Regions from separate parts of the Homo sapiens genome. Here all the other regions are linked to region 4. The links are chromatin contacts, found by Hi-C in ENCODE. All regions are on one chromosome and are shown on one strand. The core of a region is the stretch at or near the end of the contact, and the rest is flanking DNA. Distances in the headings are between cores, read along the strand shown.

What was found. A loop is a pair of places that touch in the nucleus more often than their neighbours do. Pooled maps may share reads with other maps.
Region 1: a map with no recorded cell type shows a loop between it and region 4 (8-fold over the local background). The contact joins two enhancer-like sites. A Hi-C loop is called at or near these places in 3 of 37 single-sample maps with no recorded cell type and 3 of 50 pooled maps.
Region 2: a map of Calu3 shows a loop between it and region 4 (2.7-fold over the local background). The contact joins two enhancer-like sites. A Hi-C loop is called at or near these places in 1 of 168 maps with a recorded cell type or tissue (Calu3) and 2 of 50 pooled maps.
Region 3: a map with no recorded cell type shows a loop between it and region 4 (4-fold over the local background). The contact joins two enhancer-like sites. A Hi-C loop is called at or near these places in 2 of 37 single-sample maps with no recorded cell type and 1 of 50 pooled maps.

Annotation. Positions count from the first base shown.
Region 1 is chr7:41,879,711-41,885,848 of GRCh38, forward strand. No RefSeq gene overlaps it. Among named protein-coding and RNA genes, the nearest start is that of INHBA, 180 kb to the left of the region's middle. RefSeq lists an enhancer at 1,729-2,278. Within about 2 kb of position 2,026, at least 12 of the 41 ENCODE cell types and tissues checked have a DNase peak (open chromatin) inside an H3K27ac peak, as active enhancers do.
Region 2 is chr7:41,041,882-41,048,624 of GRCh38, forward strand. No RefSeq gene overlaps it. Among named protein-coding and RNA genes, the nearest start is that of LINC01449, 56 kb to the right of the region's middle. Within about 2 kb of position 4,458, at least 4 of the 41 ENCODE cell types and tissues checked have a DNase peak (open chromatin) inside an H3K27ac peak, as active enhancers do.
Region 3 is chr7:41,102,556-41,109,155 of GRCh38, forward strand. It overlaps LINC01449 (long intergenic non-protein coding RNA 1449), which reads left to right. Exons shown (of 6, transcript NR_110832.1): 2 at 5,304-5,368. It overlaps LOC105375241 (a long non-coding RNA gene), which reads right to left. Exons shown (of 4, transcript XR_927190.1): 4 at 6,313-6,600. Among named protein-coding and RNA genes, the nearest start is that of LINC01449, 4.3 kb to the left of the region's middle. RefSeq lists enhancers at 941-990, 1,001-1,050, 4,755-5,954. Within about 2 kb of position 5,201, at least 4 of the 41 ENCODE cell types and tissues checked have a DNase peak (open chromatin) inside an H3K27ac peak, as active enhancers do.
Region 4 is chr7:41,476,847-41,483,062 of GRCh38, forward strand. The region is part of intron 2 of LOC107986787 (a long non-coding RNA gene); the gene reads left to right. Among named protein-coding and RNA genes, the nearest start is that of INHBA-AS1, 210 kb to the right of the region's middle. Within about 2 kb of position 1,630, at least 2 of the 41 ENCODE cell types and tissues checked have a DNase peak (open chromatin) inside an H3K27ac peak, as active enhancers do.

The DNA of each region.
Region 1 (6,138 bases), core at 776-3,275, 400 kb after region 4:
GACTACGATACGCTGACACAGAGAAGATGATGGGAAGGGAAATAAAGAGGGGACAATCATCTATAAATTTTAATAAAACTCTGACTTAATTTAGTATAACAGTCTTGTGATTTAATAAAGCACATATTAAATAATGAAAAGGTGCTTGCTTGAAATGGCTTTCAGTAAATATTGTCAACAATAACTGGCCTTTTCTTTATTGTCATAAATGTCCCTGCCAATAATACTAGATATGTAATCAAAGAATATCTACAACTCCAGTTACTGCTCTGTTTTTCCACATGTGATTTGGACCCTTTAGTCACAAATATAAGATGAAGTCTATTTACAGACACCTTTCCTTTGGCAGACACTAATTAAGAATGAGAAAGATAATGAGAAAATTTTGATAAATGAAGAATGAAGGAGAAACAAATGGTTCTCTCCAGGGTATTCCCAGAGCTCTGGCCTTGAAAGATGGGGCAAAGCAGGAATGTCAGGAATTGCAGGCATGAGAATGGAGGTGGCTGGAGATATTCCATAACCAGACCAGACAGACACTGCAGAGCACCGTGTGACATAGACTGGGGAGAAACCAGAAGGTCGGGGGAAGGGAAAAGCAAAGTCCAGAGGCCTGGACAGAGTCCAGACCAACATCCTTCCTGCTGCAGAGCTTTAGGTGGTGGACCCACAGTGGGATGTCTCATGGATGCCTTTCACAACACGGATTTGGCACTCACTCTTTGTCAAGAAAGGGGCCAGGCACCAGGGGTATATGCCAGATTTCCCACTGATGGTTGAGCTCCAGGCCCTATAAGCCTACAAAGGCTGGCTCAAGGAGGCCAGCTGTGAACACTCATGGCCCTGCAGTCTACCCTATGCCAACTCTAATGCTGGCAGGTTTTCACCTCACCTGCATTATTTTCTGCCTTTGCTGTATTTTGAAAGACAAACAGAAGATTATCTAACAAATACTGAAGTAGTCATTGGGATTACAGGGATCCACATGGTCAAAGGAGGTGAGGGGCGAACAATGAAGCTGTGTGTCCCAGGAGCTGTCAGTGTGCACATGGCTGGTCTATAGCATGAGAAAGGTAGGAGGAGGGCAGTGGATGTCAGTTTATGAAGGATAAAGGTTGTCAAAGTATTCCAATTAGGGGGCCGTCACCTACTAGCCTTCTGCTTTAAGAAGACCAGCCTGGCCAGGCGTAATGGTTCATGCCTGTAATCCCAGCACTTTGGAAGGCCAAGGCAGGTGGATCACCTGAGGTCAGGAGTTTGAGACCAGCCTGGCCAACATGGTGAAACCCTGTCTCTACTAAAAATACAAAAAATTAGCGGGTGTGATGGTGGATGCCTGTAATCCCAGCTATCTGGAAAGCTGAGGCAGGAGAATCACTTGAACCTGGGAGGCAGATGTTGCAGTGAGCCGAGATAGAGCCACTGCACTCTAGCCTGGGCAACAAGAGTGAAACTCCGTCTCAATTTAGAAAAAAGAGAAGACCAGGCTGACTACAACCCCAGGGACAGTCAGTGGCTTACACAGATCTTCTGGAACCTGATGTTATACAATTTGAGGAGCCCTTCTTAAGCAAAAAAATTCAAAACCAAGAATATATAATTAGGTATAAAACTGAACAGTTATTTAGAATGAGAAGATAAACCTCAAAAAAAATAGAACTTTAGAATGATGATAAATACCACAACCATAGGTTAAAACATGAGAATTCCAATAAATCTCTTTTGCAGAATTCTCATCAAGGAGGAAAGGAAAATGTATGAGGCCTGTATAATTGTATACACAGCATGGCGTGCTATATTCCTGAAAGGAGACAACTTCTGTTTTGACTAGCTGTCATTGAAAACAAAGTCCTCTGCTTACGATTTTACATATCTGACTTTGGAAGAATTTTCCAGAGACCAGCTTCCTGCTTTGTATATTTCAAACTTTGCTTCTCCTTGATTCTGCATAAACGTCTGGTGTCAGATGCTGCAGGACAAATTCATATCACCAGATGACGTTTGACCCTCCACTTCCTGTCACGAGGCTGGGTGCGTCAGTGCAGGGGGCCGTAGGAGTATTCCTAGAAGCCGTTCCTACACCAGGATGACTAGTAATAACTTAACTGCATTCAGAAACAACTACCAACCACAAAAATATCCCCTACTGAACCCAAACTAAATATATTCGCAACTCAACTTCCTTTTAGCTGGGGCCCCAAAGTGCTGGTGACGACGCTGACACCCTAACAGTAGGTGCACAGAGGGGAAGTCGAAACAGAAAGGGGAAGCAGTCTTAACCAATTATGGCTAAATATAGCTCACTTTTAATACATTTTACAAAAATATATGACCATGTGAACACATTGCAAGGTCTTCCCCCAGCTCTTGTAAGGGACCGTGCAAGTGAGGCCCTGAGCTGAAGTTTATTAGTTTATTAGCTAACAGGTAGATCTTTCTCTGAGGACTCACAGATCTATCTGGTGGTCTGACTGCAGCTGAGGACCCCAATCTGGAGTAATAGTAAATAGCTGTAGAAGCCAAGGATCAGAGGCGAGGCAATGCCATTGTAGTGGAAGGGATACATTCGAATGGTAATTAGCAGGTGGAACCAAGATGATTACAGTTTGGAAGAGGACAGAGTTAAAAATGTGGCACCATCTAGTCTGGCACTTGCCCCTCTTAATTTATCCAAAACATTGAACAACACTTAATAACTTGTGCCAGGCATAGTGCTTGCTGCCAAGCAGAGGGGAGGGTGTGTGACCTGGGCTGTGAACTCATACTGGCCGGCTCGCTGTAGCGTCCCCTGCCAGCCTCAGCTCCAGAGGATGTCTGTTTCTCCTCTACTCAGTCAGCAAGGGATCTTTCTCTTTGTTCTTACGAATGAGGCCACCCATTAAGATGTGTCTAGATACTTTGGCTCCCAGGTCACACCCAACTATTGCCTCTTTTTGATCCAATATATACTTTTTCCGTAAACTGGTCAAAACCCATACTTACACAGAGATGGAAAGAGGAGTATAATTTCAAATTGCAAGGGGAAGCTGGATATAACTCAGTTTTTAAATCTCGAATGTATATATTTTTGGCCTGATTTCCCACTCTGAACCCCCAAATCAGTAAAATCACAAGGTGAATGCAAACAGGAAAGAGAAAGGAGAAAACATGTCTGCCAGCCCATAGATATGACCCTGGGGCCCTGGGGGAAAAGAGAAAGCAGGCACTTTCCCATCATTACGGCTGCACCACCGCAGTAATGATGCCCTGAGAACATGAAAGCCAGCAGTAGGGGAAACCCCACCAAACATTTGAGATCCGCAGTCTAGGGATTACTCCCCGCCAGGCACTCGATCTTTGCACAAATCTTACAGCTAACGTGCTCCTTTCACAGGAAGCCTTTACTGCTTCTCAAATAATCCCGAAAGGAGAGTTGCTGGATGTCCCATAATGAATAAAACTGCTGATAGGAATGGAAAAAGTTTATGAAGGATTTGTAAACCCAAAATACCATATGTGGAGTCAGAACGTTTTATTTATACCTTTGCCTGATACTTTGCCCGCGCATACAGGATTATGGAAGAAATATATGGCCGCCTGCTGGCCCAGAATTCTCTCAGGCCATCCCCACCGGCCTGCAGGGAGCGCCGCTGACCCTGGGCCAAACGTCCTGTAGCACAAAATTCCTTTCCAAGTTGAAAGGAAAAGTAATAGAGAGTAGAATTTAAAACAGCAAACATAGGCCCGTATATTTTGTTTCTGTTTCACTCTACAAATAAAAATAAACCTAAATGGCCTCTTTTGGCATAAGATTATAGGTTAAAAAATAAATCCACAGCATATTATATAATAAGATAAGAATAATTAAGACCAATATATTTCCTTTTAAGAAACTTGATGGATAACCTTTAAGATGTTTTGAAGGTTGTGTTCAGGCCACACACATGATAGGCAATATTTTATCTTTCTTTTTTACAAAGAAAGAAAGCTAATTTTGCTTAAAATAGTAGGAGGTCTATGGGTCTTGCCTTTACCAAAGAAATAAACTTTGTTAATCACACAAAATCATCTCTAACTATTTCAAGGAAATTAGAACAAAAGCCAAACAGGGAGGTCTGTATGCACATCCATTTGCAATGTCTGTGGACAGGGAGAAGGAGCTCAGTGGATCCTTGGTAGAAATAGAATCTTGTTTGCTGACTTTCTGTGATTCCAGAGCTCCTGTGGAACCCAGAGGCTGGGCGGGGTGAGGGGGATATAAAATCTACAAGGAACACAGAATTCAATTCCAGTCTGGGTTTTACCCCTACTTCTATTCAGTAGTCTATATGGGGCTTTGACCTCAGCAGATTTTCATTCCTTGAGCCCTCTTTTCCGTGACTGTGGAAATAGAATGAATGGGCTGCATGCAGCCAGCCTCCAGGAACAGGGAAAAGAGGGTCCTTCTCCTTCAGGAGTATCCCCTCCACTAAGAAGGGTGTAGAAGGAGCAGAAAATGTCCCACACTCCGAAGCTCTGCTACCACGTGGCCCTCCTTTTGGGGAGGAGCATGGTTGGAATGAGAGCGAGGTAAGAAGGTGAGACTGTCTACCATGAGCCAGCAATGTCACAGCTGTTTATCAGACATGCTGTCTGTTTTAATCCTTGTCACCGCCCCATGAGGCGGGCATTATCGCATCAATGTGAAGTGAACAGAGGCTAGGAGATCTTAAATAACTTACCTAGATCACTTCATGTGAGGGCTAATTCTATGTTAGGTTGGCTAGGCCACGGTACCCAGATTTGGTCAAACACTAGTCTAGGCGTTTCTGGGAAGGTACTTTTGAGATGCAAGTAACACTTAAATGAATAGATTTCAAGTAATGCAGATGTCCCTCCGTAATGTGATTGGCCCTCATCCAATCAGTGGAAAACTTGAATAGAACAAGACACAGAAGCCCCAGAGGAAGAGGGGATTCTGTGGCAGATCACGTTTGGCCTCCAGCTGCAAGCCCAGCCCTTCCCTGGGTCTCCAGCCTGCTGGGCCTGGCCTGTGGATTTTGGAATTACCAGCCCTCAATCATGTGTGAGCCAATTCCTTGAAATAAATCTCAATCTCAGTCTCTCTCAATCAATTGATCTACCTATCTATCTATACATCATCAATAGATAAACAGATCTCTGTATATATCCTATTTCTTTTTTTCTATCTTCCATCTATCTATCCATCTATCTCTCTATTATCTGTCTATCTCTACTATTGGTTCTGTTTCTCTGGAGAATTCTAACACACCATGCCACTACTGGACCCAGGATTCAAGTAAAATTTGGTCTGATTCCGGGGCTCATGTTCTTTTCCTAACACCTGGATGTTACCATGATTGACAGAGACTTAACAACACTATGCTTAATCTACTCCCTCATTCATTCTGGAAATATTTATAAAGTACCTCTTGTGTCCTTGGTTCTGTACTAAATTCTAGAAATCCACCAGAACAGTATAAACATGGCCCCTGCCCTCACAGAGCTCAGGAATGACTGCCAAGAAAACTTGCACTTCCAAGATGCAGTCAGAGTAGCAGCTCCTGGAGAAGCAGGGAGGAGGGCCAACTCATTGACAGTGGGATAATTAGTAGATATTTAAGTTGAAACCTTGAGAGTGAACTTGAGTTAGTCAAATAAGAAAGAGGAAGGTGATTCAGGCAGAAGGAATTGTGTGTGTGCAAAGATTCAGAGGTGAGAGAGAGTGAGAAACTGGAGGTAACCCACTAAACCTGAGGCTTTCAGGGTCCCAGGTTGAGAGGGAGAGACAGGTCTGGGAGTGAGCAGTGCCAGCTCTCCTTCTGTAGCCTGTGAGGGTCTGTTAAGGCTTTAGGGTAAGAAGAAAACACTGGAAGCATCACAGTCAAAGATGACTATGGCTTTCTCTAAGATCCCAGCCAAATGTGACTGTTGCTGAGGGTGAGGGGAAGGTTGGGAAAGGGGAGGGAGATGGAGGCCAGGAAACCTGCTAGGTGGCAGTAATTGCAGGTGAGAGTGGGCTTGGCCAGACCAGGTGACTGGCTTATGGGCTTGGGGACTGGGAGGAATCATAAGGAAGAAGCAATTTGGGGGATAAAGACGGTAAATGCACTTTGCGTTTGTTGAGTTAGGGATCTCTGTATGATGGCAGGGGAGAGC
Region 2 (6,743 bases), core at 3,208-5,707, 430 kb before region 4:
TGCCCAACATCACTAATCCTAAGGGAAATGCAAATCAAAACCACACTCCTCACATCCACTAAGGTGGTTACTTTAAAAAACAAAACAAAACAAAACAAAAAAAAACAGAAAATAAATGTCGGTAAGGATGTAGAGAAATTGGAATTTTTTGCAGGCACTGTTGGTGAGAATGTAAAATGGTGAGAATGTAAAATGAGACACTATGATAGTTCCTCAAAAAATTAAAAATAAAATGTTCATGTGATCCAGAAATTCCGCTTCTGGGTATATATCCAGAAGAATTGAGAGTAGAGTCTCAGAGAGATATTTACACACTCATGTTCATTGCAGCATTGTTCATGATACTTATAATGCGGGAACAACTCTAGTGTAGGTCCAATAGGTGAACAGATAAAAAAAATGTGCCGTATACTTACAATTTAAATATTATTCAGCCTTAAAAAGGAGGGAAATTCTGACATTTGCTACAATATGCATCAACCTTAAGGACATTATGCTAAGTGAAATCAACCAGTCAGAAAAAGACAAATTTTCTGTAATTCCACCTACATGAGGTATCTAGAGTAGTCAAATTCACAGAGACAGAAAGTAAGATGATGATTGCCAGGAGCAGAGGGGAAGGGAAAATGGAGAGTTATTGTTCAATAGGTATAGAGTTTCAGTTTTTTAAGATGAAAAGTCTCTGGAGATTGGTTGCTCAACAATGTGAATATACGTAACTACTGAACTATATACTTAAAAATGATTATGATGGTAAATTTTGTTATGTGTAGTTTACTGTAATTTTAAAATTAGAAAAAGCCAGACAGATCTTTTGGTGACAGCAATGGTTGGATGTTGCTTCAAATAGGCCCAGGTTGTAATCCTGGTCATATCACTAACATTAAGCAAGTGGCTGCACCTTGGTTAAGCCCACATCTCCTCATCTGTTAATGCAACATGTGCATTTCCTCACAGGGTTGCTGTGAAGATTAAATGAGATATTATTTGTAAAGTACCTAGCACAAGATCTAGTACATAGGAAGGCACTCAATAAATGTTGTTTCCTTTGCTTACACGTTCATGAGCACACATTGGTGGGAGCCAGTTGGATAGCAAAGGCAATGAGGTTTATGGGGAAAATCTCTTGTAAAGAAGCAGCCACGTGCGTTATGGTCTCTCCCTCTTTGTTTAAGGTGACGGTATGAAGTTCACCTCAGATTCCACTGGTCAGCAATGTTTTGAAGCTGTTCCTGGTTGCTTGCGTGGGACCCTCCTAACTGATGCGGCTGCTAACCTGTACTGAGAGGGAGGCATCTATTCTTCCACATAGAGTTTTCTCAGAAAGTAGTTTTATGCTGATTTTCCACTAGAGATGGGGACTAAGGGAGGCAGGATTATTTACATGTATGGCCAGCATACTGCTGTTTCTTTCCACATCTGCTACTTTCCAATTAATCTCAGAAGTTTTCATTGTGCTGTGTCTTTTGTTGGAAAACTGGTGGTTTCCCAGAAGAGCTAAGTTTCTGTTCTAAAGCTCTACTCAGCAACCTCAGGATATTTGAGAGGGAGATGTGGGTTAGGGTTTTCTGTCTTTCAACCTTAACGTTAAGACATTTGAGAAGAAACCTTAAAGTTTAGAGAATGTGTCTGACCTATTCCCAGGGCTGCTTCATCTATGCTCAGTTGGGTGTCAAATTAAACAATGCTTTGTCTATTGTAGAAGTGTCAGCCAAAGCTGTCCTTGAGTGCCCAGTGTAGCCCTGTCCTGGATAATGGAGTTGGGAGGGTGGAAAAGAGAAGGGGAAGAATAGATAAAAAAAGCAACTTGAATTCTATAATATTCACGGGCCAAATGAAGTCAGTAGCCTTTTTGCTATGTAGAAAGATGACTACATTTTATTAGCCAGGAAATTCTCAAATTTCCAATATCACTGCACTAATAGGAAAGGTATGGTTTCAAAAGCATTCCTAACTCTTTCTTTCTCTATATATTTTTTTCACTTCAGGACCTAAAGTGCCTGAAATAAATTCTACCATTTTATTTTGTTCTCATTTATTTTAATTAATAGGTAGCAAATTGGGTTATCTAAAACATTTTCCTGGATGAGTTTATCAGCTCTATCTCTGAGTCCAGAGTTGTTTAGAGGCCCCTGAGTGGGTGTGTCAAGTGATGCAGCAGAGAAAAGCAGTATAGCCCAGTGCAGGGTCTCCACAGAGTGGCCCATGAACCAGCAGCATCACCTGTGGCTGCAATGTTCAGGTCCTCTCCACACCTACAGAATCAGAATCTCTGGAGGTGGACCCAGAAATCCGTGTTTTAAGAAGCCCTCTGAGTGATTCTGATGCACCACCAATATCAGAAACATGCTTTTACTATCCACAATCCATAATTCATGTATACTGAGCACTTACTCTCTATCTGGCTAGACTCATATATTTTGTCTACTAATTACAACAATCCTTTGAGGCTGATATTTCTCGACAATTTGCATCTGAGAAAAATGAAGATCAAAGCAATTAAATAATTTTTTTCCAACAGATCCATTATATTTTGTTTCTTGGGAACAAGAAGCCTGGCTGTATACGCTTCCTACCAAGAGGTGGAAGGACAGCCTGGCACTGAGCCAGTGGTTTGAGCTTTTCTCCCAGGACCAAATAGACACAATGAATGAGGTCCTATTAGCTATGACTCTCATGATCTCTGCTTCCTAAAAATGTCACTTATTTTTCTTAAGGTCTCAACATATAAGAATATGAGTACACTGTCTGCTGGACCCTTATACTGACTGACAGAACATGATTAAGAGAGGATTTAGTTAACTAATGCCCAGGCTGCACTCAGCATAGAGCATACATATTCTGGACACATTAAATTTTTCCCTGTAATTCCCTCTCCTCCTAATTTTTATTTTTCTGCGTTTTCAGGCTATTTTTTTCTTTCTAAAATGTCATACCAATTCCCACATGTATAAGTTACAACCCACTTTTTTTTCAAGTCCAGTTCTACGTCCTTTAGATCTTTCTTAAATGCTGACTTTGGAAAGTTCATCCTTCTCTCTGCAATACCCATGACCCTTTATCTTCACAATTCAATAACCCTCACAATACCCTCCGAGAGAGCACATTGCACATCACAGGTAATCCAAATTACTTGTTGAATGTAGGAACAAATACAACAGTGAAAAAAATTATACGCATTCTAGAAATATCCGTTTCTTTTAGTGCTGTTACCATATGCGATATGACTGCTATGTAGACATTCTATTTTATATTTTTTCCAGGTACATTCAAAGACTCTAATAGAGAAAATATTCTCCTCTCTAATATTTTATAGGATTTTATTTATTTTACTCTTCATGGTCAAGATCCTCATAAGAATAGTCTACAAATGCAAATGGCAAGTAGGTTCCGTTTTGTGTGCCAGTTTATACTCCAATAGGGTGGGCTGTGAGTCCTTTGCCATTTAACTCAACTGGAAAGCCTTCCGTGGTGCGCAGTGGTGTCTGCCATGGATGAGTGAGCCACAAGCAGCCATTCACAACCCTGTGTTCACCGATCCTCCCATGCAGTTGCCTTCACTTTTTAAAAAAATTATTGTATTTATCTTTCTTTTAACTACTCATCACTATTAATGTACTCATACCTCTCTCAGTGGGCTTTTGCTAGCTTTCTGCTGTGTGCCAGAGTTTCCTTCATGCTGGGTTAGGGAAATCAAGGAAGAAAAAGTCCCATGAGTAAGGGCAAGAGGTGAAATGGCTCAAAGATCTTTCATTGCCTGTTGTGACTTTGCCAGTTCCATGCCTGGAAATACCTGCTCCTCCAGCCTCAGAAGCCTTCCTGCTGCCTGCAGGTGGCACTGACCACCTGCCTGATGCCACTCACATGCTTTCCAAGCCTCAGATCTGGTGCCACAGGATTGCCTTTGTTTACTCCCTGGCCTTTCTCCAACCCCAGGCAGCCATCAGCTCTAGAATGGCATCTGTCTCCTGGTCTCGCTGTGCTGGAGACTGGGCACTTAGGCATTTTTGAATAGATGGATGGCCTGATGGATAAATGAGTGAGTACATAAATATTATAAATTTTGGCCCAATGAAGGACAATGCATCGTTATACAGTTCTAACTGTATCTACCAGTTCACTTGAAAATAATGGATCTGAAGAATGGTGAGGTAAGGGAAATGAGTGATTCCTATTTATTAGGGATTTATTAATCATCTCATTTCACCAACCGACATTCAGAGATCATCACAGGAAAGTGGGAAGCTGGGAAACCTGTTTCTGTCAACTTTTTATTCCATATAAGGATGGCCCATTACATACACATATCCACAGAACATGGGCTTCCTCTAAGAGGAGGAGGGCAATGGGTGCCTTTGGGGCAGGACTTGACTTCAAGTAGCAGCTGAACCTCAGTGATGGTCCCTGGACTTCTGCACGGGAGAAGGAGTTTTAACATATTACGAGAGAGCAATGGGCCCAGGGAGTGAGTCATTTCCTCCTTCTGGCTCTCTGTGGGGTTGGCCTGAGAGGCTCTGATTTGGAATGAATTTGGAGTGACCCCTGATGTGTTCTCGCCCCCCACCAAGTAGCCTTAAAAATATCTTTGTGCCTAACCGGATGTGAGTTAAACTAAAAAATGACTCTGCTAGCCAATAACGTAGGTCGTCAAACTCAGGGGCCGGTGTGCAGCTGGTGAATGATGTTTGTGTTGCCTCACTTACCAAAAGTGCCTCTTGGGGAGGGGAGAAATGTCAAGGAGGACATCTCAGGAAGAGGGACAAGTGTAGCCCTGGGCCAAAGTTTCTTAGAACAGCTACTGAATGAGGTTGCATCACTCCAATTACTGCAATAGTGGGTCCCATGGGAAATTGGAAACCTTACAGGGGAGCCAAACACACACACTCACATGCATGAACGCCCCACGATGGGTGCATTTTGTATTGGGATTCCTTCTGTGTCAGCACCTGACAAGTGCTGAACTTGAAGATTAGCAGGGTCACCATGGCTGCAAAGGTGTGTGTGTGTTTGCAAGTGAGGGTAGATGAAAAAACCACCTGCCCTCAAACACATTTCCATAGTGACAACAGGCTTCGGCGACAATGCACAGGCTTCATAATCAGCTGAGCATATCTCTGGGATAGGCACTGGGAGTATACTGGGGAGAAAAAGCCAGAAGAAGAGAGAGAGCCAGCTCCATTTTGCTAAAAGACAGATTAAATTTCAACCCCTGGAGGAAAAGAAAATGTGAAATTGAAAAATGAAAAAATGCTAAATACAGGGCTTATTTTCCATGCTTGTTGTTATTGTTTAAAATGTGTACCTGTCTTTTGAACAGTTGCAGAATGACAAATGCACATGCTTTGACCCCAGTCCTCCTGGATGCTGCCTGGCACAGCTGGGCATCTCTCTGACCTTTCTTTCTGGACAGCGTGGTGAAGGGGAGAGGGAAGCTTCACCCTCCACAATCTGTCTGATCCAGCACAGCTGCATTTTCTCATTCTTGAGAACTGGACAAGTTTCCTGAGCCCTGGGTTGATATACTGTACCATCTTTGGTGCAGCTGTAATTTTAACAAGGGGAACCGACTTGAACCTCTCTAATCCTTACTCCAGACACCTCGCACTCCTGAGACTAGTGTGTATGCGTGCATGTGTTTTTAAGGGTTTTTCAGCTGTGCTTCTGAGAAAGTGGCTCAGTCCAAAGTTTAAGAAAGAAAAGAAAGAAGTGGGGAGGGGTTTAGTGGCACGTCTGTCTTATTCTGACCACAAGATATTTCAGTAGCTTTTGTATTTACAATAGCAAAAATAATGTTATTATTCTGAGCTCACCTACTGAAGTCTTTCCATTTCTATTGTCTCTTCTGGGGTAAAATGATGGACACTATGTCTCCTTCTCTGCTTTGAGCCGTAGAAGAATAATCCAGAATTAAAAGTATGAGAGGCATTGCGGGAAAGGCTTGGAAATCAATTGCAACTAGTCTCAGAATTGCACAACCAACTTCAGATTTTTCTTTTTTCTCAAGACTTATATTTTGGGAGGGAGCTGTTTTATGAATGGATATAGGCCTGACACACGAAGCGCGTGGGATTTGTCTGAGGGCCTCATCTGGTTTCACTGTGACATCTGGCTCTGATGAATCTGGCATATTGTGACTCACAGATACACAAATAGTAATCCTTGATAGTGACCACTTGTGACTGCCGACAAACAATGTCAAATGTCAGTGAACTGCTGCGGCCGCTGGGCTGAGCTGCTCTGGCCCCTGCTGCCCTGATGTAGAAGGCTCTGAGCTGCCGTCAGGGAAGAGTCACGGAGCTCAGAACCTCCTCATCCCACTAGGACCCCAAGCAGCTTGGCCCTGAGGAATTTATAGTCATGGGTGCTCCCTGAGTGCTCCTCTTAGGAAAGCCCGGTTGAGAGCATATGGCTGCGATGGCTGATGGTCTGGGTTTGAACCCTGGCTCAGCCACACCCTCGGCTGAGAATGTGGCAAGTTGTTTAACTTCTCTGTTTCCTCATCGGCTAAAAAAAAAAAAGGTGAAACAGTAATTAAAATAGCTGGTGTTTATTGAAACTTCCTATGGGTCAGGCATTGTTCTAAGCAAGGTACTAGAATTATTTCAACTAAGATTTAAAAAATATGATGTGCTTGGTATTTTTGTTAATGAAGAAACTAACACATAGCCACACTGATAGTAGGTGTTGGAGCCAGAATTCCTTGAGCTTTTCTGAGACTCTAGGGCAATAGTTTCGAACCAGGG
Region 3 (6,600 bases), core at 3,951-6,450, 370 kb before region 4:
AACCCCGTCTTTACTAAAAATACAAAAATTAGCCAGTTGTCATGGCGCACACCTGTAATCCCAGCTACTCGGGAGGCTGAGGCAGGAGAATTGCTTGAATCCAGAAGGCGGAGGTTACAGTGAGCCAAGATTGCACCACTGCACTCCAGCCTGAGTGACAGAGTGAGACTCTGTCTCAAATAAATAAAAAATAAAATAAAATCTTATAGATAACAGAGATTGAAAACTCAACAGTGGGTTAGAAAATAAAGTTAAGGAACTATTCCAGAAAAATGAAAAAAGATGGAAACCAGGTTTAAAAAAGTAAAGGACAAGACCCAGAAGGCTCAACATCTGAATAACTTGTCTCTCTGGAAAAAGATAGCACACAAATAGATTGAAGACGATCATCCAAGAAGTAATTTTTTTTTTAAATGAGGTGAGTTTCCAGATTGAAAGTCTTACAGGGTGTCCAATACCAGATGAAAATAGATCCACACCAATGATCATCATTGTAAGGTTTCAGAGTGCTGGAGACAATGAAACAAAAAATCCTCTAGAGAGAAAAAAGAAAGTCTATACAGAGGATCAAGAATCAGAATGGAATCTGACTTTTTGGATTATACTAGAAGCAAAAAAAAAAAAAAAAAAAAAAAAAAAAAGACAGAACAATGCCTTTAAAACTTTGAAGGAAAAAAGAATTCCCTGCTATAATTCTATACCTAGCCAAGCTATTAATCAATTGTAAGGGTAAAAATGAAGACATTTTCAAACATGCAATGTCTCAAATACTTTGCCTTCCTTCTACTCCATTTCAAAAAGGCATTAACAGATGTTTTCTAGCAGAGGAGGTAGTAATCTAGAAAGAGGAAGAGACAGAATTCAGAAAGCAAGAGAGTCAAGTTAAACTAGAGGCAACAATGAGGAAGGGAGATTCCAGAATGACAATAGTGCCCCAGGGGCTGCAAAAAAGCCAGTCCATATTAGAACATCATGACTCAAAAGGCAGGCATGTTGAGGGCTGTTATCTCCATGATTTCTGCTCTAATACTATATTTTTAATCTGGCAGAATAGCTAAAGGAATTGCTTCTTCAAAACAAAGAAGTATGTCATTAAAGAGGTAGTCATGACACACAGGAGCTAGAGAACCCAAACAAGGAGAAAAGCAAGGGAATTCCAAGGATGATGGACAAAGGGAAGTCCCAGGATGACAGCTATGAAACAAGCCTAGAGATGTCTCAGAACAAAACAAAATTAAACTAATAAGTTGTTGAAGGATTACTGATGTCATTTATCTCATGAAAAATTAACCTGACAAGCTTTGGGAAGATGTTGAAATAATTAGCAATACATATAAAGAAAACTAAGTCAATAAAAAGACAAGGCGTGTATTAACTTCAGGAAAAGCAAAAGTAAAAAAGGAAACAGAATCATAGTACACCATAATGCTCAGTTGTGAAGAATATTTTCATATGTATAATAATACTAACACTGACTATTGGCTCGACCTCAAAATACAGTATTATTGTGAGTATATGAGAGAACACACAGAGGGAATGGTGGTATTAGAGAGCTAAATCCTAATCTATCAATATGGGAAATCAACAGATAATGTCTAAAATTGATGAATCAAAAGACAGAAGTATCATATTATTTAAGAAATATGAAGATGTATAAATACCTGAAGTAATTGCTGAGTCAAAAGTAGTTGCCTTGAGGAGGACTGTAGAAAGTGAAGAGGAATAGGGCAAGAAGCTTCTATATTCTATATTCTATATTTTTAACAAGTCTCTTAGCAGAATTTACCCTTATGCCTTATACATTATTATGGACTTGAAAATATAGCAGCAATTCACACTTCTTCCAAAAAAGAAATGATTTAACATTGACTCTTGATACCAGTAATCATGGAGGCCTGGGTTGGTATGATTATCTGGTCCAGCAATTTTGACCAAATGGATCGCTTACTCTCCAGGTACTGCAGTTGTGCCAGCACAAAGAATATAACATAGGAAGCTTTCTGCAGCTGGAGTGCAGCTACCCAGACCTCCCTGTATTTTGGCTAAGAATACCCTTCATTTAACAAAGAATTATGGCCAGGATTGGATTGCAATACGTTAACCTTTCATTTAACTTAGTTCATAATGTTGAATTGGTACTAAAATCTATTTATGGCCTTTTCCCTTTTCTACTTTCTTCCAGGAACATTATCTGGCATTCTAAACTTGGGGAAAGTCTGTATAAGGAATCTCTAAATCTTGGCAGAAAGTATAAATTGTTAGAGATCTCATGAGTAAGACCAAGCTGTGGGATGTCTCAGGATTGACCTTCTAGATCATCTTTTCCAACCTCCTCATTTTATATATTACAGAAAAAAGCAGCCAAAAAAGGACTACTTGATTTATCCAAGGCCATGCAGCTTACTAATGGCACAGAAAGGATGAGAATTCAGGTTTCCTGACTTCAGCTCCATGGCTCCTTCTTTACTGTATTACACTACTAATATAATGATACTGCAGCAAACTAAACTACACTATACTACACTGTACAACCCTGTGTCTCACACTGCATTATACCATATTGCTCTCTATATATGACAAAGCAACAAACTACACGACACCTCAGCACACCACTGTACTACTCTGTACCACACTACTTTGCACTGTGCTATGCTATGCTACAGTATACTACACTACACCACACCACTCCACACTAAACTACACTAGAAAATACTACATTACTGAAGAAATAACCTGGAATGACTTTTAATCTTTAACCTTCTGGAAGCAATCCACAGAAGTCCCCTAATATCCCTAAGTGCAAATTTATTCTAGCCCTACTTCTTTTTTTTTTTTAAGATTTTAAAGGATTTATTAAATAAAGGGAATTGAGGGCTCAAATTGGAAGTGGGCATCAGGGTCAAGGTTATCTGTTGATGTGTAAAAACTATCTCAAAACTTAGCTAGAAACAATATACTATTTTTTTTAAAAAATCATCTTTTATTGCAGATATAGTGGGAACATGTGTAGGTATGTTAGATGCGTATATTGCACCCAGATAGTGAGCGTAGTACCCAGTAGGTAGTTTACTTCTGATGCCTCGCTTCCACCTCTAGCAGTCCCCAGTGTCTATTGTTCCCAAGTTTGTGTCCATATATGCTCAATGTTCAGCTCTCACTTATAAGTGAGAACATGCAGTATTTGGTTTCCTGTTCCTCTGTTAATTCACTTAGGATTATGGCCTCCAGCTCCATCTGTGTTGTCACAAAGGACATGATTTCATTCTTTTTTATGGTTGTGCAGTATTCCATAGTGTGTATGTACCACATTTTCTTTATCCAAGTGTCCATGGATGGGCATTTAGGTTGATTCCATGTCTTTGCTACTGCAAATAGTATGGCAATACATGTACAAGTGCATGCGTCTTTTTGATAGAATGATCTATTTTCTTTTGGATGTATACCTAGTAATGGGATTGCTGGGTCAAATGATAGCTCTGTCTTAAGTTCTTTGAGAAATCTCCAAACTGCTTTCCACAGTGGCTGAACTAATTTACATTCCCAGCAACTGTGTGTAACACTTTAAAAAAAATTTCAGCTTTTATTTTAGATTCAGGGGGTACATGTGTAGGTTTGTTACATTGGTATATTGCATGATACTGAGGTTTGGGGTATGATTGACTCTGTCACCAAGGTAGTGAGCATAGTATCCAATAGTTAGTTTTTCAACCCTCCCTCCCACCGCCCCTTCTCCAGTGTCTATTGTTGCCCTCTTTATGTCCATGTGTACCCAATGTTTAACTCCCATTAATAAGTGAGAACACGCAGCATTTGGCTTTCTGTCTGTGTTTTAATTTGTAGCTCCATTTTTTTTTTTTTTGAGACAGAGTCTTCCTCTGTCACCCAGGCTGGAGTGCAGTGGTACAATCTTGGTTCACTGCAACATCTGTGTCCCAGGTTCAAGCAATTCTTCTGCCTCAGCCTCCTGAGTAGCTGGGATTACAGGCACACGCCACCACACCCAGCTAATTTTTGTATTTTTAGTAGAGATAGGGTTTCACCCTGTTGGTTAGGCTGGTCATGAACTCCTGACCTCAAGTGATCTGCCTGCCTTGGCCTCCCAAAGTGCTGGGCGTGAACCACCATGCCCAGCCATAGCTCCATTTCTTGAGCTAACACTGACTGTCTTTGTCCCACGCATCCTATCCTAAACCTCTTGCAGTCCTGCAGTGGTCTTTGGGACACAGTCACCTTCCATGTAGCAGACTGCCATACTCTTTCCTGATTTTCTGGATTGTGCTGGATGCTAATCCAGGGTCATGTCCTTGCGCTGATCCCTGCACTTCTTCATTGTTTTTTGCCCACTTGCATGGTGCCTCACTTTGAAGCCAGAGTTCTGTGGATGCCTTTCTGTTCTCAAGTCCCTTCTGTGAGATTTTGGCATCCTTTCTAACAAGCTGAGGAGTTTCTCAGCTCTGACTTTGGACTAAGAAGACCACAGCCTTGCTGTCACCTTGCCCTTTCCCCTACTCCAAGCGTTGGCACTATCCATCAAGAACTTGGGCTAAGAATGTCATTCCTACTCTTACCAGCAGTAGGAGTATCCTACTACCAGAGAAGAGTTGGATTTGGTGAGAGTATTTGGCTAAAACTTTGGCCCTTGAACTCAGGTCTGGATTTATCACTTACTAGATGGTGACCTGAATATCAGCTTCCTCACCTCAGAGATGGAGATAATAATAAGGCCTCTTCCAGAGGATTGTTGTGAGGATTAAATGTAATCATGCCTAGCCGACTTTTTGCACAGTATAGTAGGTGCTGAATAAATGTTGGGTATTTTATTTCCTTGTATCCTTTAAAAGAGCCTCGGTAACACTATCTGAAACCAAGGTTCAGGAAGGTTGAGTAACTTGTCCACAATCACAGTTACAAGGGATGGAAATGAGACCAGAAGCCCATGTTCCAACCACTTCCATATCCTGCCTCTTTGAAAATCAAGCCCCTGGCCAGTCTGAATTTCTGAGCAATGCTCTGCCCACCTGTTGGGCAGCTCCAGCTTGGATCCCCCCTGGTGTCAGGCGTCTGTCTGAATCGTGACGAGAACATGTTGATCCCTGTTGGACCTGTGCCTAGCCCACCCAGCAGAAACTTCCCCGCCAGCCTCTGCAGCAAGTACAGCTCTCTCAGCTCCCGTTCCAACCTACAGAGCAGAGCTGGTGCCAATGCTGCTCTCTGCCCCAGGCCTGTCTGGCTGCAGGTAGGCTGCTCTGACTCACCGGAGAATCCTGAGCTCTGACTCACTTTTTGTCTAATATCTTTTGCAGGGTCAACATGATAGCCACATATGGAAGGGGCGTGGAGAAGAAAGGATAGGGGAAAAAGAAGAAAGGTTGTTTTTACCATCAGCCCCGTGTTGAAGTCAACAGGAAATGGCCCAGTGTGGATCAACCACCATACTGTCCCGAGTAAAAGGGAATGATGATCTCTTCTGAGTGACTTAAGAGTTAATCAGGACCAGGTCGAGAGTTTATCACCCAGAGTTCCATGTTTGAATTTTGGAGAATTCCCTTTGTTTCATTTCAGCACATTCACTTCAGTGCCCGTGTCTATTTTAATAGCCTGGAATGCAATTCCCTTTGCCCATTATTCTCTTTCACTATGGGTTTTTCCGACCCTCGGGGTAGATTTATGCTTCTAGTTGAATGATTACTCAGTGAATGTTTGCCAAGGGATGTTCTGTTCCAAGAATGACACATCTCTTTGGGGATGACTCTTTACCTAACCAGGGTGGGTGGGAGGTCAGGGGAAGCCCCTACCCAGAAGAAAATAGTTTCTTTGTGTGCTTGAAGAAAAACACTCAGATGATGAACAGCCTGATTTGGGGGCTGTGTGTGGGTGAGCCACTCCAGTGAAGTCGTCCTCAACGCTCCCTCAGAAGGAGATTATGAATTTAATGAGCAGAAGAATTCTGACAAGCCTTAAAGCCAAAGGCAATTAGCAAAGGATGAATAACTTGAATTCTTTGCAGTTATGAAATAATTTCATCCTAATGAAATTACACATGCATATATCTTTAAAATATGTTTTATCTATATATCTACATGGCACAAAAGACTATAATGTAATCTTCTATGTGCATATACAAGCATTTCTTACTGTGCATTCAGTGACACACTAGTACTAGGAGATGGGACATGAAAGTAGAGTGCCATGGTCAAATCTAATTGGAAATGCTACATGCTAGAGCTCCAACATGTATGCACAAAGGCCATTGGGATATTGTCCTTGGATAATGGGGACATCCCCATTGGGATATAAATATTCTGAGAAATCTTACAGTAAGGATCTTGTTTATTGACTCTCACATTTCAAATATATTTGAACACACAATAATTTCCCTGCCCTAATACCTACTAATGTCCTCAAAGAATCAATGCTCTACAATGCACTTTGAGGAATGCTGTGATACTGTAATATGACAGTTTTTGCAGGGCAGACCAAAATGTTCTCTTCTTTGATGATGTCAATGCTGAAAATATTTTTGCCATTCATGTTTTGCCATTGCTTTAAAATACTATGTGAGGCTCTTTAGAATGTTGTAAATGATGGTCAAACTTTGTT
Region 4 (6,216 bases), core at 380-2,879:
CTGCTACTATACTCACAGACTCTCCTAAACTGTTTAATGTAATTCCAATATTGGATTAGTTCAAAATGTCTCCATCTGGGGTGCTAAAAGGGCATTGGGTGACTATTGTGAAAGTCAAAAACTCCTAATCTGAAAATTCTAAAATATACTGATTTATTTATTTTTGATGGACTGTACAACTGTGAAGAAGCTAAAACTTTCTTAAACAGGTTCAAGACTTTTCCACAATTCTGGCTGGTTAAGTGTTTGGGCCCAGGTGAGGCCCATTCATTGGTCAGTGAAAAATCTCAGTGATGACCTCTAGCCCCTACCTGATGACTACACAAGAGAAGATTGCTAAGATCTAACAATGTTATTGGGCCGCCTTGATAACTAGCTGATAGGCAGTTCAATAGCAACTTAAATAAGAAGAAAGCATTAAAGGAGTAAAGAAAACTCAGCGAAAAAAGCAAAGTGTGTAGGATAAAATTTTACAACATCATCTCCTGCTAGCATGCATTAATGACAGTGGTAGACTTCTCACACTTCATAACAAATCACAGCCCAGTGTACTGTTTATTGAACTTGAAAGGGGTTCAATAAACAACAACTCTTCAATAAATGGACTCTGAGCTATAGTTACCTTAAAAGATGATGTACAATGTGCAGTTTGCAGGTAGCAATGCTTCTAGTGAACATGTGTAGAGGAGACCAGCTCTGGAGTGTTGGGTGCATGTCAGAGTCCCACATGTTAAGAAGGATATTGATGAACACTTAGCCCCATGGCAAGTAGCAAGCATAATGAGGAGGTTGGAGAAAATGGAGGAAACGAGAAATGTTTGCACTGGAGAGAAGATGTAAAGACTCCAAAAACATGGGGAGCAACCATAGAGAAGAAAGTGTAACTGAGTCTGAGAGGCTCTGAGTGACACAGCCAGGGGCAGTGTGTTTGCACTGCAGGCACTGTGCTTTCAGCCCCACCCCAGGATGATTTTTTAAACAGCTAGAACCGTGGAATGTCAGAGTATGCTGCCTCTTTAAGGAGTGAGAGAGAACAGCAGTCAATGGATGACCGCTAGCCAAAGATGCTATCCAAGTTATTTTTTGATTGGATGAAAGAGTGAATGAGATCAAAGCTTTCCTAACTGTGCTAGATGGAACCCCTTCTCTCAGGGCCACTTAAAACTGTGTGGCAGGAGAAATGAGCCCCAAAACTCCCAAATGCTTCCACAGAGCAATGACTCCTTTATCTGTTGTTGGCACTGGGCCTCTAACTTCAAGTAAGGCATACTTGAACAAGGATCCTGTAGCTAAATAAAGCATTTTGAAGAAAATCGATGGCTTCTAAACTGAGCCCTTCAACAGAGCACAGAAAACCAGGAAGAGGGGCCCAGGGCCGACTGCTTCAGCAGAGCAGCTTTGATGCTTCCTGATTCACACATAGGGCCTCTGAGTAAATTTCATTTGTATAAACGTTTACACAGTTAAAAAGATTTCAACCACTAGCTTAGATCACATCCAAAATCAAGTTCAATTCTTAGATTTCTGTAATTTTATGTTGCATGACTGACTCTAATCTTATCATTTCTTAACTTCCCCTATGAATCATTTTTTCTTTTCATTTTCTATTTCTGAAATCAAAGCAAATGCTTCGGGATAAACTGCCCATTTCAAGAAATTGCAGAACTGAGTTCTAGGCCCACATGCTGAAATTAGTTATAGGACTCAGAATCAATTTAGGAAGATGCTAGGACAGTAATCGTAGTGAAATAATACTATTCATCTGTGTAGTGTTTTTTTTTTCTTTTTTCTTTACAAAGGATCTTAATTTCCATTACTGTATCTGATTCTGAAAACAATCCTGTGAAGAAGGCAGGACAGATAAAATTATTTCATTATTCAAATGAGTAAACTGAGACATAGAAACATATATGTCACATAATCAAGAGTTAAGTAGTGTTTTGTTTCCAAAACTCAGTTTTGGAAGTTTTGGTGTAATGAATTTTCTATAACCATGTAACCTTAAGTGGTCAATCTTGCAGTAATAGCTGAGAACTCTAGAAATCTTTTTAATATACTTATCTTTGGAAGAGAAGCTAGAGCTCAAGTTTTTTGCTGAGAAAATATTATCTTCAGAGAACATTCTCTTTTTTGAAGGTCAGATCTTTTTTTACCTTTTCAGAATCTGGATTTTCACAGGAATGCACCACAGTTTTTAAGAGATTTGATCTTCTGGTGGACTTTTGTTATCAGAATTTCAGCTTTTGGCCTTGAAGTCAAGTTCTGTTTTTAATTCCTAACAATATTCCATTAACCACAACAGTGGCACTGAAACAAAACAAAGCAAAACTTTTCAGAGCTTTTAAAAGGCCAGAAACATTGTGTTAAGTGAGACTGCCATAGACTGCTTGGGAATTTTTTAAATCTACCATTCTAAATGGACAAGAGATAAACAAGAGGGTCCTTATTTGTAAGCCTAGTACACTGTCCAGAGCTCACCTCTGGGGAAACTTGAGCCAAATAACCAATGACCAGCATTTACTTTCCACTTGTCATCAAGGAGTAAGGCTTTCTGAGTGGTCAACGGTCTGTGCCAATTCATTCTGAGAGAAAGATATTACAGGAGAAGCTAACTTTACATTAATCTACTTTCCTGTCTTGGCTGTGACATTTTCTTCATCTTATCAGAGTAGTTAAAAGGAAACGTTGTGGGGTGAGGGGAGTGGGGAGGGATAGCATTAGGAAATATACCTAATGTAAATGACAAATGACGAGTTAATGGGTGCAGCACACCAACATGGCACATATATACATATGTAACAAACCTGCACGTTGTGCACATGTACCCTAGAACTTAAAGTATAATAATAATAATAATAATAAAAGGAAATGTACAAAGATCAAATAGATGTCTGCAAAATTTAGTGGCATGAGAGGAGATATTTGACCCCTTCCTTTCCAATTTCAAAAGAGGGAATTTACCAAATAACTTTTACAATGAAGGAAAAGCAAAATCATCATCATCATCATTATAAAACTTGTCCTAGTGTTATAAATTAGGAAAGATTGCCTTGCAAATGATGGAAAAGTCCAAGAATTTCCACTAGATGTTTTACAGATGAAATCAAGTTTTAAAAGGACACCCAGGGCTCCTACAAAATTTCTCCCCAGAAAGCCAAGAAAACAATGTGACTTCATAAGAAAACAACAGAGGAGATAATAAACGCCAGGAACATTCCCTAGTCTAAAGGCCTAAGGCGGGTGTTGGTATCAGAGAGTAACACGTATATTCAGAAATGTATATGTACAGCTAGCAGTAATCATAGTAGTTGTAGTACTGGTAGTTGAAAATTTTATTTGTATGCATTGGTCTATATTTACTGTTTTGCGGATAGCCCTGGACTTCTTTAAGTACCCAAATTCAGATCTTTTTTAGGACAAAATAGTGTGCTTTTATGCCTCTCTGTATTATTTCTGTTCTACTTCATATGGTTTGTTCTTCAATGGATCTCTGTTGCCTTTACTTTTAAGCGGTCAACATTTTTTTTCTGATTATTTTCCTTTGCTCAACATTCTGTTTCTCAACCTGGCTCTCCACATCACTAATCACATTTTTCAATGCCACAGACACTCTAAATGGATTCCAGATTCACCTTTTCAGACTTCAAGGCTCCCAGAACAGTTACTTCCCAAATCAAGCTGGCTCTGTTTCAAGGAATATTCCTCACTATGCCAAGGAAAGTTACTGGCTTCTCTCCTGCCTCCTGCCCTCCCAAAGTAATTCTGCCAAAGTCCTTCTGTTGCATGCAGTGGGTGGACACCTGGATGCTGGCATTGCCATCGGATTCTGACCTTTAAAAATGTGTGTGCGCTTGTGTGTATGTGTGTTTACATATATTTGCTAGCTCTGTCCAATGAGAATGCTGGAAAGCAGCAATACCTCAATAGTAATGAGCACACCTGGCACCCAGATTTTGGTTTCTAAATACCATTCTCCACTAAAAGGGTTTCTTGGAGAAGTGGCTGATTCAGGACTGGAGCAGGAAAAATACAAGGTAAATATTGAGCATTTTACTGTGCAAGAAATTATGGTGATACAGCAAAACGATGCAGGTGCCATTTTAAAGGAACTCCCACTGCCTAATTGAGGGGGCAATTTGAGCATTAAAATAAATAACAGTGTTAATAGATTATAATCCATGGAATGATATGGAAAATGATTAGTTGACAGAAATATTTAAAAAGTTTTATGAAGAATATGATCTATACAGAATTTCAAAGTATTTCTCTACAAAATACTTCTTAAATACAAATGGAAAAAGTGCAACTTTACTGTGGAGAAGGCTGAATAATAACACCTCAGTCAAATGAGTAAAGATAATCAGTAATAAGGAAAATAGAAATTGTGAACCACCTGATAGAGTGCAATGAGTTGTCCATAATATTTCTGCTCTCCCACTATAGCTAAACATGGACCTCATGGGAGACAGTAAGGGGGAAAAAATATTAAAACCAGAGCCTAAAATAAGGTGACAGACAACCAAGCTAATCAGCTATGAGAATAAATGCAAGTAGGTTAAACTTCCCTATCAAAAGATACACACACACACACACACACACACACACACACACAGAGAGAGAGAGAGAGAGAGAGAGACAACATATACTCTATGCTATGCTCAAAAGTGACCCATAAGCAAAAAATCTCAGAAAAATGAAAAGCAAGACTTAAGAAATCTCAAAACCTGGAAAGTATAAACTAAATAAAGCAGAGGTTGCACAATAGTGTTACTGTATAAAGCAGATTTTACTTGGAAAAAATAACAATGAAAGCAAAAACATTAGATGTATCATTTCCCATAAATCATGCACCTACTCATTCCTAGAGTCTTTCTTGAGGGAACCATAGCAGGAATAAATGGTAAAAGCACTATTACTAAACATTATTATTGAATAGAGTTATTTCTTGTAAAATTTGGGACTCAAGTACTGGATTCATCACAGTGCAAAAGTGTAACTTCTTCTCTGTGCTGAGAGAAAGACATGGGGAAGAAAGAGACAAATGAACAAAGACAGAGAGAATCTCTCAACCAATTGACCCACCTAAACATAAGAAACCAGGAAGTGAAAGAGAGGCCAAGATTTGCTTGGCATTTTTAATGCAGTTATCACATAGACATCCAATAGCTCTGACTATTTGCCCCCACCCCACCAACACAGATATTATTTTCTCTATATAATAAAAATAGACAAATAGAGGTTTTGTTCTCTGTCTTGTCAGATTATCAACTGGAGATGAAAGGAGGAAAAGATGGGGATGACAGAGATGAGTTCACAAGTCCTGGAATAATAATAATAGAGATAGGAAAATTTCTCTTTCTTTAGTTTAGCCTTGTTTTGTTGCCCCTAATGCTGATCATTAAACATTTTCATCCAAAGTCCACATAGGGGACCAATATTTTAGAGGTTGTTTTTGGGTCTCTCTCTGGTTGTCTTGCAAACGTAAGAGAATTTTTTCTATGTTCTGGGAAATAACAATTTAAAGACCATTTTTTCTAGTATCAAAAAATAAATTGAGGCATGATAAGAAAGAAAGCATTTGCTCACAATGCCTGAGGTTGAACAGGCCTAGAACACACGGTGTGTGGCTAGGACAGTGACTTAGGCCAGCACACCACAGGGAAGAAAACAAAGAAGAAAGGAGAGAGACAATCGTCTTCCCACAGTGAAGGATGGCCATTGTAATTATCATTCTTATTAATGTGCTTCAAAAGATATTTAATACAATTCAGTATCCATTTTTTATTTAAAGGAGGGCACAAAACAAACACAAAAAATAAAACTTAATGAGAAGAATATTTTCCAAACATGACGAATAATACTTATCTCAAACCTGCCTAGGAGTCAATCTTATATGAAATGGTCAAAAGTAAATACCCCACTAAAATTAGGAATATCAAAAGTATCCCCTTTATGAACACTTCTGTTTTCTTATTTTCTAAGAGCTTAAGTGAAGTTGATGAGACAGAAAAAAATAGGAATTAGGTAAAGGAATAGGATAGAGATAAAAATATTTGCATAAAAATATTTTACTAATATACAACCATATATTAGTCTAAAATCCTATAAGAATGAATGAGAATTTATTATAGCCTTGCATTACAAATAAACAAGTGAAAACTAATAGCTTTCTTATATACCAGCAACAATAATGTATTTATATGTGTGAATGTGTTT